Linked DNA regions of Homo sapiens: region 1 is linked to region 2. Evidence: chromatin contacts called from ENCODE Hi-C or POLR2A ChIA-PET data. All regions are on one chromosome and are shown on one strand. Each heading gives the region's core, a stretch centred on a gene start or an enhancer-like site at or near the end of the contact. The rest is flanking DNA. Distances are from core to core; before and after follow the strand shown.

Region 1 (2,700 bases), core at 88-2,587, 41 kb before region 2:
TAGGAGCCCCAGCCCAGATCACAGGAAAAGTGTGAGGTTGCCATGGGCATTCCTGGAAAAACTAGAAACTTCCGGTGCCACTTTAGACTTTAAAAAATGCAGAAGCTCACTCTGCCTGCCTGTTTCCTCGCTAAAGCACTATAGCTCTGTACTATACGTGGAAGGCAACAGTTCGAGGATTCAAACCAAAAGAGGCAAAAGGAGGATCTTTGTGACAACCAGCTTGAAATGGCATCCTTGTTCGCTTCGTAGAACAAGAAAGCTGTTCCAGCAGCTGATGTTAGAGTTCCTCACACTCTTGCTGAAAAACCTATACTTTGCAGAGTGTAGGATTAGAATACCATCTAAGAAGCAGCAGCAACAGCTTTCTACTTCTGACAATATCTACAAAGAAAATGGAAAAATACTTGTAATCAAGGACTTCAACTCGACAGTTACCTAGCTTGTCAAATTAAAACATGTGGCAACCACCGGGCTAAATATCTTGAAAGAATGATACTTTCTTGTTTTTCTCCCTGACCTAAAATCTCTTTGGAGTACATTTGCAATTCCTAATTTTTCACACTTAAACAAAAGCTGTCCACACTATGTTTAAAGATGACTAAGCAATTTTGTATTAAGTAACCAAAGATCACTCTGCCAATTTTAGAATAATTAAGTTTCTGCAGCCGAATATAAACAGTTCCAAGAACTACATGTGGCCTACCAAAAGTATATATTACAAGTAGTCAACCCTGTGGCCAGCTGGCAGACAGATCAACATGTTAAAGTAGAATTGTTCAGAATTTGGAGTATTATTTTTCTTTTCTCCCAATATCTTTTCTGCATCCAACTTTGTTTCTTTGGGAATGTTTTCAAGTATACAAAGCAAGAAACTATTGTGGGATTGCACCTCTTGTAAACGAATGAGCATTTCTCTTGAGATCCTTTGGAATGCACATATCATTCCCATTTCAATTCCATCTACACAGGAAGCCAAAGAAAAATGGAGCAAATGAATCCACCTTCGTACCCCTCAAGTGAGAGTATTCATATTGTGCTTGATCACCAGAAAGATCTGCATTGACCACTGGACAAGTGAACGTGGACATTAAGCCATAGGTCTGTTGAGCACCAAAACACCTTTCTGACCCTAGATCCTTGCACTGTGCATTAGTCTGCTCTTGCACTGCTATAAAGAACCATCTGAGACTGTGTAATTTATAAAGAAAAGACTTTAATTGGATCATGATTCTGCAGGCTGTATGAGTAACATGGCTGGGGAGGCCTCAGGAGACTTTCAATCATAGTGGAAGGCAAACAGGAAGCAGGCATGCCTGACATGGCGGGAGTAGGAGGAAGAAAGAGTGGGGGAGGTGCTGCACACTTTTAAACAGCCATAACTTGTGAGAACTCACTCAGTATCACGAGAACAGCAAGGGGGAAATCCTTCCCCATGATCCAATCACCTCCCACCAGGCCCCTCCTCCAACAATGGGGATCACAATTCGACATGAGATTTGGCAGGGACACAAATCCAAACCATATCACACTGCCTTTACCAGATAGCTTCGTGGGCCAGAATTTCTTGCTAATAAGGCTAAAGTCACAGATTTATCCCACCAGGAATGAGTTACTCATTTGAGGGGAAAAAAATCCTAAGCTATGGCCCTGTGCTATGACATTAATCCGGGCCAGCTATATGACAGATGTAGCTGACCACCTTAAATTGAGAAAATAGAGATGGTTAGTTTAGCCCATCCCGCCGTGACCTTCAGTAGCGTGTATGGCCAAATGAATGTGAGTGTGTCATTAAACAAAAGGCCCCTACATATTCAGCTGCATTATAAGTCCTGTCGTCTTCTGCATTATATTTAAATTCAGATACAATCAAGAGTGGCTGAGACTCTACAACCATCATCCCAATGAGAACTTTAATAAAAATATTCAATGCAGATCATTAAAAAGTCAGGAAACAACAGATGCTGGTGAGGATGTGGAGAAACAGGAATGCTTTTACACTGTTGGTGGGAGTGTAAGTTAGTTCAACCATTGTGGAAGACAGTGTGGCAATTCCTCAAGGATCTAGAACTAGAAATACCATTTGACCCAGCAATCCCATTACTGGGTATATACCCAAAGGATTATAAATCATTCTACTATAAAGACACATGCACACGTATGTTTATTGCAGCACTATTCACAATAGCAAAGACTTGGAACCAACCCAAATGTCCATCAATGATAGACTGGATTAAAAAAAATGTAGCACATATAAACCATGGAATACTATGCAACCATAAAAAGGATGAGTTCATGTCCTCTGCAGGGACATTGATGAAGCTGGAAACCATCATTCTCAGCAAACTAACACAAGAACAGAAAACCAAACACCGCATGTTCTCACTCATAATTGGAAGTTGAACAATGAGAACACATGGGCACAGGGAGGGGAACATCACACACTGGGACCTGTCGGGGTGGGGGTGGGGGGCTACGGGAGGGATGGCATTAGGAGAAATACCTAATGTAGGTGATGGGTTGATGGGTGCAGCAAACCACCATGGCATGTGTATACCTATGTAACAAGCTGCACGTTCTGCACATGTACCCCAGAACTTAAAGTATAATAAAAATAAATAAATAAAAAATTCAATAAATGTTTATGAAATATTCATGTACTAGCTACCTTGCTTAGTGTAGCATATAAGATGTGAATGC
Region 2 (2,700 bases), core at 19-2,518:
AGTCAAAAGTACTGTGGCTGGCCCATGCTCCTGACATAAGAAATGAAAAGCTAGACCACGGCAAAACTGAGAATAAAGGGTAGGAAGCAGGGGCCAATGTAGGCCAATCCCAAAATCTAGGAAGCCACAGTTAAAGACTCAGATTCAGGGCTTGAAAGGAACCTAGATGTCACGTGATCCAGCTCCCTTATTTTACAGAGAAGAAATTCAAATTCAAACTGGGGGAGGCATTTATCCAAGGACACTCAGTCAAGACCAATACCCAGGTTTCTTGACTCTGTTGAGTGTTAATTCCAGGAGTCAACAGGCAAACAGTGAATCAACAATCATAGAGAGACTGTTGCTTCTTTTCCAACAGGGGTGTGCCTTCACTCTTTATCTGACCTTCTTCTGGATACAGCAAACACTTGTGGACCAGCTGCACTGAAGCATTAAACAAGGTATGGAATAAATAGCATCTTCCGTAGGGTTAGAGGAATGAAGGTGGTCCCCAGGGCTTTGTGTGCTCTTAGTAACCAACTCCTTCCCAAGCCTCCAATCAACCTCAGTAGAAAGGGAAAGGGAGCCCCAGAATTCTGTGTGTTCTTGGAAGGAAATCCCTCCACAGCAGTCCCAGTCTCACCACTACACTCTTCATGAGAGACCACTGGGACTGACTGCATGATGCCTTACATTCTGCAAGACCCCCAGGACTTCCAGCTCCTTGTGGAACCCCTACTCCCACAGCCAACTGGCTCTATGCATCTCCTGCTCTGACCCAATGTCTTTCCCCTTTCTGATTTCTCTGGAACTCCAGATAAGTCATTAGCCAAGACCCTGTATCTCAAACTCTTCTTTGAATGTTCCCTGCAACTTCATGCTCTATACTTCCTCTCGTGATTTATAGCTCTTCCGACAGCTTCCATACCCTTTGTATCACAGAGCCTGGAAGTAGACGCAATTGTCTCCTTGCTCCACAGCTATATTCCTTCCTGAAAATATTATCCTCTACCCCTCCTTGTTGCAGTCATTTCCTGATCCCTGCATTACTTCCCTTCATTTCTAGATGTTAGCTCCTGGTTTTAACTCTTTCCAATGCTACTTCTGCCATAATTCTCAGCGATTTCAACATTCATGTCTGTGATCATTCTAATACCCTGGCCTCTTAGTTCCTTGGGCTTCTGTCCTCCAATGATCTTGTGTTCCCACATGCCTCAGCCACCCACCGTCCTTTACCAGCTGACATCCCCTGATTCATCACTCTAAACACTGCTCTCCATGTAGCAAGCAGACAGGAAGCTAAATCCAGCTGGAGGAAAACACGCAGCTAAGCTAAGTGCTTTTACTTAAAATTTGTTACCAGTAATGTCAACTGGGTCCTTAGTGCTACCTGGCAAGTCTGCTGTTTCCCAAGTCCAAACATCCTCTGTTGCCTTGAAGTCTCCAAACCTCCTGCTTCCCTAACCTAGTCTTAGTTGAAGAATTTGCTTCCTTATTGAACTGAGAAAATAGAGGCAATCAGATAAGAGCATCACAGGCTTCTACCATCATATTTTCCAATATACTTACAGCTGAATCTGGATAGTTTGTCTTTACTCCTGCAACGATGCCTGATTTGTCCATGCTCCTATTGAAGGTCAACCCTACTTAGCTCTAGGTTTCATGCTCTCTTATCTACCCAAGGACATTGCTCTAGCAATTGTCACCTCTCTTATGCATCATCAATGATCTCTTTCTACTAGATTATTCTCATCATCATACAAGCATGTCAAAATATATCTAGTCTTAAGCTAAAAGAAAAAAAGAAATCTTCATTAAACCCATACAACTCTCCAGCTCCTATTCCAATCCTCTGCCCCTCTTTCAAAAAAAATTCTGAAAATGTTGTCTCTATTCACTGCTCCGAGTTCTTTTCCTCCCATCTTCTGTTGAACCCATGCCAATCAGGCTTTTTCTCTACCATCCTTGATGCTTTTCAAGATCATCAATATTTCTACATTGCCAAAGCCAATGATCAATTCTCAATTCTCATCTTAATTAATACATGAGCGTTTGACACAGTTGATCACTTCCTTCTTTTGGAAGTCCTTTCTTCATTTGGCTTCTAGCACATCTCACCCTCCTGGTTCTCTTTCTGCCCCATTGGCCACTCTTCTCAGTCTCCTTTGCTGGTCTTTACTCTGACCTTTAAATGTTGGAAGACCCTAAAAATTATCCTGGGACTGAGCTCCTCTATCTAATAACTCACTGGCTTGGTCTCGTCTTGTCTCTTGGCATTAAATACCATGCAAATGCCTGACTCCCAAAAAAATATATTCAGGACCTCTTCCCTGAACCCCAGACTTGTATATCCAACTGCTTATTTAACAATTCCAATCAAATGCCTAATTGTTGTGACAAATATAAAATGTTCAAAGCTGAACTACTGACTTGCACTCCCATAGTTCCTCCTTGTATGTTCTTCCTAAGTTTGGTAAATGAAAACACCATTATTCCAGTCTTTTAGACCAAAAACCTTGAGCTCATTTTTTTTTTTTTTTTAACTATTCTTTCCAGTGGTGCGCTGGTAAATGGATAATAGCAGTCTCTCATCTCTGAAGGGTGGGAAGTAGGAGAAGGCCTACTTCCTTGTGTAAACACTCCCGATATTGTCGATTTCTAGCTATAAGAATGGGCCCACTAAGTGGTCCTTGGAAACAGCACACACAAAATCAATTAAAC

The links. Hi-C counts contacts between places; a loop is a spot of excess contacts on that map. ChIA-PET counts read pairs that join two places held with the same protein, here RNA polymerase II (POLR2A).
Region 1: a map of heart right ventricle shows a loop between it and region 2 (2.3-fold over the local background). The contact joins two enhancer-like sites. A Hi-C loop is called at or near these places in 1 of 168 maps with a recorded cell type or tissue (heart right ventricle). POLR2A ChIA-PET finds 5 or more read pairs at or near these places in 4 of 52 experiments (AG04450, PC-3, PC-9 and 1 more).

The regions. Positions count from the first base shown.
Region 1 is chr7:134,853,633-134,856,332 of GRCh38, reverse strand. All of the region lies in intron 2 of CALD1 (caldesmon 1), which reads right to left. Among named protein-coding and RNA genes, the nearest start is that of CALD1, 75 kb to the right of the region's middle. Within about 2 kb of position 1,337, at least 3 of the 41 ENCODE cell types and tissues checked have a DNase peak (open chromatin) inside an H3K27ac peak, as active enhancers do.
Region 2 is chr7:134,812,404-134,815,103 of GRCh38, reverse strand. All of the region lies in intron 1 of CALD1 (caldesmon 1), which reads right to left. It overlaps LOC124901750 (a long non-coding RNA gene), which reads left to right. Exons shown (of 2, transcript XR_007060537.1): 1 at 1-440. Among named protein-coding and RNA genes, the nearest start is that of CALD1, 34 kb to the right of the region's middle. Within about 2 kb of position 1,268, at least 5 of the 41 ENCODE cell types and tissues checked have a DNase peak (open chromatin) inside an H3K27ac peak, as active enhancers do.